Regions from separate parts of the Homo sapiens genome. Here regions 1 and 3 are each linked to region 2. The links are chromatin contacts, found by Hi-C or POLR2A ChIA-PET in ENCODE. All regions are on one chromosome and are shown on one strand. Each heading gives the region's core, a stretch centred on a gene start or an enhancer-like site at or near the end of the contact. The rest is flanking DNA. Distances are from core to core; before and after follow the strand shown.

What was found. A loop is a pair of places that touch in the nucleus more often than their neighbours do. ChIA-PET counts read pairs that join two places held with the same protein, here RNA polymerase II (POLR2A). Pooled maps may share reads with other maps.
Region 1: a loop to region 2 is called in a pooled map, with 3 times the contacts of the local background. The contact joins the promoter of TAF13 here to the promoter of CELSR2 in region 2. A Hi-C loop is called at or near these places in 2 of 50 pooled maps. POLR2A ChIA-PET finds 5 or more read pairs at or near these places in 3 of 52 experiments (A673, K562 and MCF 10A).
Region 3: a loop to region 2 is called in a pooled map, with 2.2 times the contacts of the local background. The contact joins the promoter of SYPL2 here to the promoter of CELSR2 in region 2. A Hi-C loop is called at or near these places in 3 of 50 pooled maps. POLR2A ChIA-PET finds 5 or more read pairs at or near these places in 2 of 52 experiments (A673 and common myeloid progenitor, CD34-positive).

The regions. Positions count from the first base shown.
Region 1 is chr1:109,074,585-109,079,012 of GRCh38, reverse strand. It overlaps TAF13 (TATA-box binding protein associated factor 13), which reads left to right and starts at 3,010. Exons shown (of 4, transcript NM_005645.4): 1 at 3,010-3,092; 2 at 3,948-4,026. The coding sequence starts at 3,066. It overlaps TMEM167B-DT (TMEM167B divergent transcript), which reads left to right. Exons shown (of 2, transcript XR_947688.3): 2 at 367-721. RefSeq lists enhancers at 2,753-3,002, 3,103-3,162, 3,767-4,428.
Region 2 is chr1:109,247,251-109,251,842 of GRCh38, reverse strand. CELSR2 (cadherin EGF LAG seven-pass G-type receptor 2) reads right to left here and starts at 2,304. Exons shown (of 34, transcript NM_001408.3): 1 at 1-2,304. The coding sequence starts at 1,763. RefSeq lists silencers at 657-847, 1,946-2,045, 2,206-2,265 and an enhancer at 2,267-2,987.
Region 3 is chr1:109,463,095-109,467,879 of GRCh38, reverse strand. It overlaps SYPL2 (synaptophysin like 2), which reads right to left and starts at 1,334. Exons shown (of 6, transcript NM_001040709.2): 1 at 983-1,334; 2 at 747-821. The coding sequence starts at 1,036. RefSeq lists enhancers at 902-1,401, 1,402-1,903.

The sequences.
Region 1 (4,428 bases), core at 1,761-4,260, 170 kb after region 2:
TCAGCTCACTGCAACCTCCGCCTCCCGGGTTCAAGCAATTCTCCTGTCTCAGCCTCCTGAGTAGCTAGGATTACAGGTGTGCATCACCACACCCGGCTAATTTTTGTATTTTTAGTAGAGACAGGGTTTCACCATGTTGGCCAGGCTGGTCTCAAACTCCTGACCTCCTGATCCGCCCACCTCGGCCTCCCAAAGTGCTGGGATTACAGGTGTGAGCCACTGCGCCCAGCCCTAGCTGCACTTTTTTACTTACTTCTAGTGAATAGAATAGGGCAGAAATTATAGGATGTCACTTCCAAAATTAGGTAACAAAAAACCTGTGATTTCTGTCTTTTGGGTTCTCCCACTTGTGTCCTCTGGAGGAAGGCAACTGGCACATTGTGAGCTGCCCTATGGAGTGGATTACATGGCAAGGAACTGAGGGAGACCTCTGGGCAACATCCATTAAAGAACTGAGGCCCTTAGTCCAACAACCTGGAGGAAGTGAAACCTCCAGCAACCTGTGAGTGACTCTGGCAAATTCTCCTCCATCAACACTTGAGGTATGACTGCAGCCCCAGCCAACATCCCGACTGCAACAGGAGGGACCTTGAGCCACAGGCACCCAGTTAAATTGCACCCACATTGCTGACCCACAGAAACTGTGTGATATTTGTTTTAAGCCACTAAGTTTTGGGGTAATTTGTTACAGCAATAAATAACTAATATATCTACCTACTCACATAATTTTGAAAATAACATAATATCCTAACAGGATCCAGTGATCCAGTGGCCAGGAGGTCAGGCATAAAGGTAATATAAAAGTAAAGTAAAAATAGTAACATTTGTTTCAATATATAAATACTCAGGTATGATGGCACTAGGGGGGGATAATGAAGATTTCAGATGCTTCTACCTATATGTAGAATTGCTTTGAATGCAGACTGATTTGGGTGAGTATTGTCGACCTAAAAGGAAGAAGCTGAGGCAAAATTAATATAAATAGAGAGTTTATTTGGGCCAAACTTGAGGATTACAACTCAGCAGCATAAAGTTGCCTAGAATATACACTCTAAGATTAGCAGCAGGTACAAGTGGATTTTTAAAGGAAAAGAATGAGGACAGGGAGTGGGCTGATACAAAGTTGTCTTTAAGGAGTTCTCATTGGTTCACAAAAATAACATTGATTAGTAATTGGCTAAACATTATCAAGCTATAGGGTGTGCGATATGGTGTCTGATGGGGCATAATTAGGCTAATTTATAACTAATACTTGTGGCAATAGCAAGCGGTTTTAAGACATAAATACATAGCTCAAAAGGGGGCAAGCAGGATGTGATTGCCTCTCATTTTAATGCCTCTTTGGGCCTAATAATTTAACTCACATTCCTCAAATCAAAGTTATTTTTTCATTATTCACTATTCAAATTATTACAAGTGATGTTGCTTTTGGTGACGTTATTTCTTGAAATGGTACACAGCTCTTAATGAATTCCAGACCAAACAAAATACAATTACTATTCAATTTTGGGGTAATAACATTCCTAGAAACTTCAACGTACATTAAAAGTGTGGGAAAATGCTTTGTGTTTATTTTTTTAATTTTTATTTTTTGAGGTGGAGTCCCGCTCTGTCACCAGGCTGGAGTGCAGTGGCACAATCCCGGCTCACTGCAACCTCTGCCTCCCGGGTTCAAGCGATTCTCCTGCCTCAGCCTCCCGAGTAGCTGGGATTACAGGCGTGCGCCACTACGCCCAGCTAATTTTTGTACTTTTAATAGAGACGGGGTTTCATCATGTTGGCCAGGATGGTCTTGATCTCCTGACTTTGTGATCCGCCCACCTCGGCCTCCCAAAGTGCTGGGATTACAGGCGTGAGCCACTGCGCCCGGCCGCTTTGTGTTTATTAACAAAGATAGGTTCAACTCTCAGATAATTAGTTTTCACTCACCGAATGTTCAGCAGGACATTCAGAAATCGTGTGTATTACGGGATTTTCTTTATGTAGCATCATCTGTTACACTGTAGGGACATTTATATTATATCCCTAGCTCTGGCCTTCCGATGCCTGTGGTTTTGCCAGCCATTGTTCTGACCAAAAGCCTTCCCCGGTGGACACGGTGGCTCACACTTGTAATCCCAGCACTTTGGGAGGCAGAGCGGGGCAGATCGCTTGAGGCCATGAGTTCCAGACCAGCCTGGGCAATGTGGGGAAACCCCATCTCTACTAAAAATACAAAAATTAGCTGGGCATTGGTGGTGTGCGCCTGTAATCCCAGCTACTTGGAGGCTGAGGTGGGAGGATGGCTTGAGCCCAGCAGGTCTAGGCTGCAGTGAACCCTGATTGCGCCACTTCACTCCATCCCGGGGGACAGTGAGGTTGTGTCTCAAAAAAACAAAAATAAGGCCGGGCATGGTGGCGCACGCCTGTAATCCCAGCTACTCGGGAGGCTGAGGAAGGAGAATCACTTGAGCCCGGGAGGCAGAGGTTGCAGTGGGCCGGGATCGCGCCACTGCACACTTCAGCCTGGGCGACAGAGTGAGACTTCGTCTCAAAAAAAAAAAAAAAAAAAATCAAAAAACCTTCACAAAATTTTAAATGCTTAGTCTCGGGACACCATCTCTTGGAAATTTGTGATGAAGCACAGTATCCCCAATAATTAACACAGTGCTTAGAAACAGTGGAACTACAAATCTTTAAAATGATTTAAAAGCATATTTGTCTGATAAAGGACTGCTGGCTTGCCCTCCTATGATCCATAGCTTCGCAGTCCCCAAACAAGAAGCTGTGATTCAATACGCAGTAGCAAATTCAGGGTGACAACGAGATACTCGCGACCTAGCCCGTGATTTCCTTTTCTTTGTTAGTTTTCAATTCCTTCGGGATTACAGGGAGGCGCTCCGGCCTCCTCCCTTAGAGACTGTCGCATTTCCGCCGCTAGGCCGGAAAGCACCACCGTCCTCCCGCAGGCCGCAGAGGGCTAGGCCCAGCTACGGCCCCGCGCGTCACCGGAAGTGAGGCGGCGGAAGTAGTGTAACCAGCTGGGAGCCAGCCGGCAGGACGCTGTGAGTTGGCGTGCTAGTGGGATGGCAGATGAGGAAGAAGACCCCACGGTGAGTGACCGTCTCTGTCCAAAACCTGTCTTTTCTTCACTCCTTCGGGCTCAGTAGCGGAGGCAGAGTTCAGGATCGGGTCTGCTTGCCTTAGTGAATTCAGCGGACAGAGTTCGGGGACTTCACGCCCTAAGGATTGATCATTTTAGAAAGTGGGGAAGGACATGAAGGAAGAGTAGGTTTTGTGACCCCTTTCCCCTTGATTTTGGTCTGTATTTGCCAGACACTGAAACACGTACAGAATCATCAGAGATCAAAACTAACATCTATTAGCGCGCACTATGAGCCAACAGTTCAATTGTTAACAAAACTGTACTTACTGTGAAGTAATGGGAAAAGAATGCATTGAAAGTCAGACAGCCTGGATTTCAAAATTTCCATTCTCTCTGAGCAAGTTATTTAACTTTGAACATCAGTTTTCTTTTTATAAAATAGGGTTACGGGCTTACTTAAGGAACGTTTTTAGCACTGTATAAGCAAATGCATAGGAAATATTAGTTTTGCTTACTACAAAGTCTACAAAGGTAGACTTTGATTCAGTATCAACTGTTTAACAGTAACAGTAGTAATAGGCCACCTTAGTTGTTTAAAAATAAAACTTATGGTCATTGGAACTCTTACAAGTAGAAGCAGTAGGATTATTAGTTAGGAACATTGTAGAAGCCATTTTTGCATGAGTTGGAAGTTGGACTAGATACATAGGCTCCTTCAATGCTAAGGTTTCGTGGTTTTTTTTTTTGCTGCTTCCTTTGGCTTTCTGGCCTATCTGTTGAAAAGGAAAAAAAAATGTCATTATTAAAATATCAAATGCAAGGCAATTATTTGACATTTCTATATATACATTTTAACTTCTAGTTTGAGGAAGAAAATGAAGAAATTGGAGGAGGTGCAGAAGGTGGACAGGGTAAAAGAAAGAGACTTTTTTCTAAAGAATGTAAGTAGTATTTGACAATGATTTTGTTATAGATGATGAAAACTTTTGGACATGTCCTTTCAAAGTAGCTTTATTGCTTTGAATGTTTCCCTGTAGGGATAATATTCTCAGACTAGCCTATCAAATTCTGTTTAACTTTTGAATCAGATAGTACCAATCCTAACCCCAATTGTGTGTGTGTGTATAAATTGCTTTTTTTTTTTTTTTGAGACGGAGTCTCGCTCTGTCGCCCAGGCTGGAGTGCAGTGGCGCAATCTCTGCTCACTGCAAGCTCCGCCTCCCGGGTTCATGCCATTCTCCTGCCTCAGCCTCCTGAGTAGCTGGGACTACTGGCGCCGGCCACCACGCCCACCTAATTTTTTTTGTGTGTTTTTATTTTGCTTTATTTTATTTTTTTAATTT
Region 2 (4,592 bases), core at 1,055-3,554:
GGAGTGCCATGGTCTCGAGCTTCTACCCCAAAGCTGTAGAAATCAACTTCCTCCCGGTCCAGTTCAGCAGCCACAGAGATCCAGCCTGTGCCATTGTTGATGGTGAAGGGGAAGTCATGTCCCACCCCAGCAAGGCGGTATTCCAGGCGGGCATTGTCACCAGCATCAGCGTCGATAGCCTGGACATGGAGAACCAGGTAGCCTAAGGGGACACTCTCCAGGACAGTAGCCTGGAAAGGGGTGCTGACGAAGATGGGGGCATTGTCGTTGATATCCAGGACCTGTACTGTCACCAAGCCAGAGACATTAGAGAGTGGGGGACGGCCACCATCCTGTGCTCGCACCCGTAGGGTGTACTCCTTGGTCGTCTCATAGTCAAGAGGGCTCACCACATCCAGAGCTCCAGTCTGGGCATCCAGATAAAACTGTCCCCGAGCATTGCCACTCATGATGCTATAGTGCACCACGGCATTGCTCCCCTTGTCTCGATCCGAGGCTGTGACTCGGAGTACTGGGGCCCCTGGAGTCACATCCTCCCTCACCTGGACCACATAGCGCTTCTCACTAAACTGGGGGGCATTATCATTGTCATCCTCCACAGAAAGGAAAACAGCGGCTGTGGTACTCCGAGGACCCGGGTCCCGACCCTGGTCACTTGCCTCTACCGTCAGCTGGTAGGATTCCACCTCTTCCCGATCCACAGGGCCACGGGTTCGGATCACCCCAGAGCGAGGGTCGATCTCAAAGACTTCAGAGGGGCTGCCCCCAGACCCCTCCAGCAGGCGGTACAGAATATTGGCATTGGGAGGGGCATCACCATCCGTGGCCCTGACAGTGAGCACCTCATAGCCAACCTCCAGGTTCTCCCTGAGGCTCTCCTTGTACTCCTGCTGCTCGAACACAGGGTCATGGTCATTGGTGTCAGTAACCAAGATGGTGAGTGTAGCCAGGGCACTTCGTCGGGGCATGCCGTGGTCCTGCGCCGTGACCCTGAAGACGTGGGTGCTCTTGGTCTCACGATCCAGCTCCTCGGCTGTGGTTACTGCACCAGTGACTGGGTCCAGGGAGAAGAACTGGTTGGAGCGGCTATCAAAGAGGGCATCCATGGTGTACTCCAGTCGACCTGCCTCACCCTCGTCCGGGTCGATGGCCCTCAGGGATGCAACAGGGGTGCCTGCTGGCTGGTTCTCCGGCACTGTGGCCTGGTAGCTGGGGGGCTGGAACTGGGGGGCTGTATTTACATTCCTTTTCCGACGCCCACCCAGGGACTCTTCTGGTGACCTTTCCCCTGCCCTGAGCCCGGGGGCCTGTGCCAGCTTGCAGGACTGGCATCTGAGCCGTGGAGCCTTTAAGCACGGGTGCTCCTCGGGCAGTGTGAGCTTGCCCTGTGGGGAAAGGTGGCCTCCAATGCCCAGGAGGCGACAGCTCCAGGGGCAGCCTTCAGGAGCTGGTGGTAGGGGAATATGGGCCTCGGATTCTGGACACCAAACCCTCAGGCCATCGTGGTGGGGTACCAGGTGGCCAGTCAGCTCAGTGCCCGCATCCCTGCAGCGGCTGGTGTAGAGCCAGAGGTTCGACGCTGAGGATGGACAGAGCCAGCCCATGGGGGCGCAGGCCCCCGAAGAGCCTCGTCCCCTGGACCCCAAGGAACGACAGGGCCCCACTTGGTCTCCCAATAGTGGCGGCGGCAGCAGCAGCAGCAACAGCAGCAGCAGCGGCGGCGGCGGCGTTGGGAGGGGGACGCCGGTGGCCGGGCTCCGCATCTCTCCCAGCTCCCGGCCGGCGGCCGGGTCAACGGCGGCGGCGGCTCCTCCTCCGGCTCCTGCCGGCCCCGCCGCGCCTCATGCCCGGGCCAGGGCGCCAGTCCCCGGGGGCCTCCCGTGCGCCCCGCGGGGCCTGCGTCTGGATGGCTCGGCGGGACCCCGCGCTGCACCCTCCGACGAGCCCGGGCTCCCACTGCCCCCTGAGCCAGACCCGCTCCCGGGTCACCCTGAGCACCGCGGGCTGCCGCCGCGCCTCCACCTGCGCTCCGGGCACTCACCACCTGCGCCCGGGGGCCCCGCGGCGCCCCTGGCCTTGCCGGGCCCCGGGTTCCGGAGCCGGGGTGCCCCCTCCGCCCCTATGGGATCGCCCACCTGCGCCCGCGTAGCCGTGCGCCCCGACCCCGGCCCGGCCCCGGCGGCCCCCGACGGTCCCGCGCCGCCCGCTCGCGCCCCGCGTCCCCGCCGCGGCTGCTGCCTGTCGCCGCGGCCCCGGGCCCAGCCCCGCGCTCCCTCGCCTCCCCGGCGGGCGGGCGAGCTCTGCAGAGTCGCGGCGGCGGCTCATTACCATAGACCTGCTCGCGCCGCGGCCGCCTTAAAGCGGCAACGCCGGCCGCGCTGGAGGAGGTGGGCCCCACCCAGAGCACTCCTCCGCCCAAAGCGCCAGGATTCCCTCCAGCAGGACCCTCCATCCCAATTTCCCCAGGCCGGCCTCGCCAGATGCCCGGTGCGAATTAGCGATCGGAAGCCACACAGCCGATGATAATCATGGTGGAAGTACCCTAAGTATGCCTAGAGGTTTCCAAAACATTTTAAGGGCTCTCAGAGGCCAAGTTTCCAGTTCATTCCAGTCATAAAAGCCCTCGTTGCTGTCCCCTCCCATAGGTCAGACAGAGTTAAAAGGGCCCTGAGCAACACAACAAAGCCTCCAAAATCCCAGAGAAGCACCCACAATGAGTCACCGGGCCCACTCGCTCCCTACCGTCCCCTCCACCCCACCAGCGAGGCTGTTGTCTGACCAGCATGCCCCTTGGGGTCGGGCTGTTGGAAGAATGACCCCAGCCTCATGTTGGACACCACTTGGGCTTTTCCAGGGAAGTAAATTAGAAGGGTCAGAGTGGGTGGAAGCCAGGTGGTGCAAACACACTGTCACCAGATTCGGAGGCCGGCTGCGGTGGAGCCTAGCTTTAACACAGGCTTCCTGGATTCTAGACAAGGGGCTTACACTGCCCCCTGAGGTCCTGTCTAGAGAGGCGGCCTCTCATCCCCTCCTGCCTCCCTGTCCATGTCCTGCGGCTACCCCCTCCTTCCGCCACAGTTTTGTGACCAGCGAGGAGGCCTACCTGGTACCCGGGCTCCTGACCCTCTCCAAGGCAGCTTCATTTGAGAGGGTGTGCAGGATTCCAGGGGTTCTCCAAGAGGACCAGACATGAAGCTGGACCACACGGAGAGCCAGGCAGGAGCCGTGCAGGCGACCCAGAAAAGGCTTCCCTACATCCTGGAGCAGCCAGGGGCCCAGTCAGGTAGTCCCTGGGGGGATGCCCTGGCCTGGGGGGATGCCTGGGCCTGGGTCCCAGCCTCCAACACCACAGCTATGTGACCTTGCTCAAATTCTGTGCCTCAATGTCCCTTTTTGTAAAATGAGGGGATTGAATAAGGTGAATGGTTCTCAAATGTTTATTTAGCAGTAGAATTCTTTTCTTCAAAAGAAATCTGAAGTGGAAGGCCAGAATATAGAACAGATGAGTAGTGCTGCTGGGTTGAAGTGAGGGGGTCAGGGCCTTGCCCCTCTCCACCACTCCCCCAACCAAGAAATCCCTGGGCTGCTCTGTGCAACTTGAGGGTCTGGAGGAACCCATCTGAAAAGCACTGGATCAGGTGCTCCCTTCTACCACTGCCCCCGGTCACAGTGGTGCCACTCTCACTGGGTCACAGCAGAGGATCCCCCAGCCCCAGGCCCAAGGAGTGTCTGTGTGACCACACAGTGAGGCCAAGGATGAGAAATCAGCTTTTCTCTTTTCCCCTGGGGAAACAGGAAAGGAGATGGGCCTTGGGTACAGCAAGAAAGATTAGGGTTAGACTGTGCTCCTGGCAGGATGGATAGAAGTAGGAGGAGGACCCATGGCTCAAGGAAATGCCCTCCCCTTTGACCAAACAGGAGCTTTCTTCCTCTGAGCAAGGCCAAGGGCAGCTCTGGAGATGGAGGCGTGGGTTACACGCCTCCGCAGGGCTCTGCCTCTCTAGACTTCCTCAGACTCTGGAGTTTGGAAGGATCTAGGGGCTGCGTGGGCATTTTGTTCTTCACCTAATAGCCATGTGGTGCAGAGAATGCTTGGAAATTATACCATCTGTTAATTATCCTTTGAATTGGGGTTGGGTAATGAGACTCTCATTTCTGGTGAAGGCCCAAGCCAACCCGTGGAGAAGCTGCAACTCTCCATTCATCTCGCTCCCTTTGTTGCTAAAATAAGCTTTCTGGGTGGGAGGAAAGAGTAGCCCTGGCTCTGGATCACGGAAGGTGGTTCTGGGGCCTTGCACCTTGAGGCAGGGGTTGCCAGGGAAGGCATGAGCTCAGAAGCCCCTTCCAGGTGGGTGGCCTTTCCACCCAAAGGCAGATAGGTTGGGGGATCCAAGGAACCCTTTCCTTCATCCCCAAGCACATTTGGCAAATAGTCCTTAATCCTCCCCAGTCCTCCCTCCGGGGGCACAGGACAGAGCTCTCTCCCCATCACTTCCTCAGATACTTCCAACTCCCAAAAGCAGGAGGGAAATTTCCAAGTTTCATATGCATCACTGAGAGTCTCAAATGAGGGAGGGGTTGCCCTGGTGGAG
Region 3 (4,785 bases), core at 85-2,584, 220 kb before region 2:
AAATGAATTGCCCAAGGTGACATAGCTGGAAAAGGCCAGTCTAGGTCTGGATCCCAGGGCCCCAGCTTCTCAGATCAGTGTTCCATTTTATTCTACATGCCACATTTTAGCCATGCCGTGATTTTTATTCTTATTTTTTTCTTTTATTTAATCATAGAACCACAAGCTCCGTTCATTCATTCATCCACTCCCTCACTCATTTACAGGAACTCGGATTACTCCAGTGACCTCAAAAGGGAACGGCGAGCCGAGAGCCTGTCCCCTGAGCCCAGTACTTGCAGGATCATCCAGGCCCTGGTGGGTTTGGGGGCAGGACGGTTTCCATCGCCTGCTTCCTTCCCTCCTTTGCCCTCTGCGGCTTCCCTCTTGGTGAAGAGCGGACCTCGTCCCCGTCGTCCTTCTCCCCCCTCCCGTCACCAAGGAGTGGTATGTGCAGGATCAGAGTTCTGGAAAGGTTACACCCGGGTCCTCTCGCCCGGGTGAAATGTGAGCGCCCTGGGCAAAGGCTCCTTGCACATAGAAGGACCGAATCCGGGACTCCGCATGCCTCGCTCTTCACCCTCCTGCCACTAAGTCCGGAGAAGCAGCCCCAGCCCGCCCCTCCCCCGCCCACCTGTCGCCGCCCCCCACCCTTCCGCCGTGGCCCGGCCGCAGCACCTCCCCAGCCCCCACCCTGGCTCCATTGCTTCAGGTCAGCGTCACAGCCCAGGCTCCCGAAATAGCCCGGGGCCGGGGCAGCGACTCACCCACTGGAGAACTTTGATGAAGCCCAGCGGCTCCTCCAGCCGCCGCCAGCGCAGCCCCACGAGTAGGCGGTCCACCTGCGGAGACACAGCCGGCCGGGGGGTCAGGGCGGTGGGGAACCCTGGGAAGGCGCTGGTCCCCTTGCCCCACTCACACGCGGTCCAGGGGTGGGATAAGTGTGCAGCCCGACATCTAGGTGGAGAGGGGCGGGTGAGAGTCCTGGGCGCGCAGGGACTACCTGCTGGCGCGGCGACTTGTCCGCCGTGCGGCCGGCGCTCTCGGTCGAGGACATGCTGGCGCGGCGAGCGCTGGGCGCGGCGTGGTGGCTTGGCTCTCTGGCCGGGAGGCGGCGGACACGGCGGGGGAGCGGGGAGCTGCAGGTCCGGGGCAGAGCAGGCGAGCGGGGCCGGAGCGCGAGCGGCCGTCGGTGGGCCGGAGTCCAGTCTGGCTGGCTGGCTGGCTGGGACGCGGGGGCGCTGCTGTTCGTGCTCTCAGAGGCTGCGGCCGCCGCGGTGCCCCGCCGGCAGCAGAAAGCCCCCGACTCGGATTCAAACTTCTGTCAAACTCGCAGCGAACTTGGCCGCCGGGTCACGTGGCGTGCGCTCCCGAACCCTCCTCCCGCCCCCTCTGCTCCCTTTCTCCGCTCGCCGGGCACCTTAAAGGGACCAGAGGCCTCCGTGGTTAGTTCCGCCGCGGGGCGGGGGGGACTCCGGGTCCTCCTCGCCGAAGCCTCCGGGACCGGTCCCCACCGAGACACCGCGGCCGTCGGAAACCCTAGCCAGGCGCACCTGGACGCACAGGCTTCAGGTTTATCCTTCCCTATTTTCCTGGATTGCAAACTGCCCAGCGCCGGTTTTTCTCCTCTTCCATACCAGAATATCCAGAACGTAAAAGATTCTCAAAAGGCACGATCAGGGCTGTGAAACAAGGTTCTAAGCCTCACGATTAACATACCGCCAGTACCGACAAAAGGGCGATAGAATATAAGCTGCTGATTTTTTATCCTGTCTAGCTAGGTATTGTTTTGATTTTTTTTTAAAACAACAAAAGACATTTGTATGTTAGTGATTTAAAAGTTATTGGCCAGGCTTGGTGGCTCACGCCTGCAATCCCAGCACTTTGGGAGGCCGAGGCCAGAAGATCACGAGGTCAGGAGTTCGAGACCAGTCTGGCCAACATAGTGAAACCCCGTCTCTACTAAAAATACAAAAAATTAGCCGGGTGTGGTGATGTGCGCCTGTAATCCCAGCTACTCAGGAGGCTGAGGCAGGAGAATTGCTTGAACCCGGGAGGTGGAAGTTGCAGTGAGCCGAGATCGCGCCATTGCACTCCAGCCCTGGCGACAGTCCAAGACTCTGTCTCCAAAAAAAAAGTTATTAATCTTTAACAAGTAGAAACTTAATCTCCTTTAAAATGGTCATTACCATTTAAATGAGAGTGAAAAAAGGTCTTTGAGGAATGAGGCGCAAAGAATATATTGAAACGTACTGAAAAGTTGACGTCTGGCTAGGCGCGGTGGCTCAAGCCTGTAATCCCAGCACTTTGGGAGGCGGAGGCGGGTGTATCACTTGAAGCCAGGAGTTCGAGACCAGCCTGGCCAACATGGTGAAACCCTGTCTCTATTAAAAATACAAAAATTAGCAGGGCGTGGTGGCACGTGCCTGTACTCCTAGCTACTCCGAAGGGTAAGGCACGAGAATTACTTGAACCCGGGAGGCGGAGGTTGCAGTGAGCCGAGATTGCACCACTGCACTCCAGCCTGGACAACAGAGCAAGACTGTGTCAAAAAAAAGAAAAAAAGAAAAAGAAAAAAGGCAGACAGAAGTGGGGAGAGAGAGAGAGGAAAAAAAAAGAAAGAAAAAGAACGGGAAGGGAAGGGAAGAAGGGAAGGGAAGGGACTGGTTGGGTTGAAGTCGTTGCATTTTTTTAACTGTAACTTGGTCTCTAACTTTTGAAAAGCATTTGGCAGGGGTGAGCAGTTGAGAATATTCCACACTTGGTTTACGAGAGCATAAATATAAGTAGTAAAAGGTTAAGTGATTTGTCCAAGGACAAATTCCTGTGCACTGGCTTGTAAATATGTATCCGTCTCATCCAAGTCATTCCTGCAGGTCCGCCCCCCCAACCGCTCCCCCCAGCACATCAGAATGAATGCCTTTTGAACAAACATTTGGCTATTATCTATACAAGTCGCTTCCCTATTGAGTAAGTGCCTTCCCAGAGCCTTGGGATTTAGAGAGAGACGTGAGGAAGGCAGCTCGGGCTGGATCAGGCCACATGGACTTGAAGGAAACTTCTCCAGTGGATTTCCATGCAAATCTAGACTAAGCAAGGAACAGCTTAGCCCAGTCCCCAGTCCACAGTTTAAAAATTGTTCTGCCGTCTTAGGTTCCTGTTCTATGGAATAGGGATAATAATTTATGTTCCACTCACTTCACGAAGCTGTCATAAAAATTAAATAGTGTGATATATGTGAATGCCACACTACACAAACACAAAAACATACACATTACCAATGTCTTCAACAATATACATACAGAATACAACACAATCAAAAAAGAATCAGAATAACACAACAAAAATCCACTTACACACCAACCAGCCTTGTTAATCTTTAACTCTTTTTTGTCTCAAATCCATTATTTTCTTTAAATCCATTCTTTAAAAAAGAAAAAAATGCATAAAATTGAAAACCTGTATATCACCTCATGTCACTCCCTCCCTCCTTCCTCCCCAGAAATATCCATTATCCAATTCTGAATTTGTTTTTTTATCAGTCTCATGCATGGTTTACTACTTTTTCTATGTATATAACTATAGGAGCAATACCTAGAAACCCATCAGATGTAGTATTGTTTTTCAAATTGCTTTAAACTTTATCTAAATGGTATCATGCTTTAGGTAACCTTCTTCAACTCACTTTTTTACTTAATGTTGTGTTTGTGAGAGTCATCTAGCCTGATGCCTGTAGCTTTAGTTCATTCCTTTTAGCTATATAGAATTCTATTACATACATACGCATACTGCAGTCTATTTATTCTCATATTGATGGGCATTTAGGTTGTTTCCAAAGATTCTCTCTTACAAACAGCGCTGCACTAAATTTGTACAGACCTCCTTGTGCACATGTACATAGATTTCTACACAGCACTGAATTTCCAACTTTGTGTGTGTGTTTGTGTGTGCACACATGTGCGCTAAACCACAAACCCTGGTAAGAAATAAAATTTTACAACCTGACCCACTATATAAACTGGAACAAAAGTTTTGCAAAACACCCTCATATTTTCTATTCCATTTCATTAAAAAAAAATTCTGGTCACCTGGAGGCAGATCCAGGTTTTGTGGAGCCTAAAGTTAATACAATTTGAGGGCCCCCTTTAAAAAGAGTACAAAATTTTGCCCAGGCGCAGTGTCTCACGCCTGTAATCCCAGCATTTTGGGAGGCCGAGGCAGGTGGATTGCTTGAGGCCAGGAGTTCAAGACCAGGCTGGCCAATGTGGTGCAACCCTGTCTAAAAAATCAGTCGGGTATGGTGGTGAGCACCTGTAATCCCAGCTACTCTGAAGGCAGGAGAATTGCTTGTACCCAGGAGGCAGAGGTTGCAGTGAGCTGAGACCGTGCACTGCACTCCAGCCTGTGAGTCAGAGGGAGACTCTGTCTAAAAAAAAAAAAAAAAGAAAAAGAAAAAAGAAAACGTACACAATTTTGAATACAAAATTAGTAACCAGGACTTGGAAGATGTTTTGTAAGGGTGGGAGGCTGAAGCTTCAGCTTCATTAGTTCCAGGATAAATACCTCTCTAGGTAGACACACTGGAATTAATTTGATGATTCACTAATAGCAGGACTCTACCAGCAGCTTGATAAACATTGCTCTATACCTAAAAGTGAGCCACCTCAGTCATAAGATGTATACATTTTCAACTTTGAGCTTTGACAAATGTATACACCCATATAATCACCACCACGACCAAGATACAGAACATATCAAGCATTCGCAAGAGCCCCTTCCTGCCCTTTTGCAATCAATCTGTAGGCA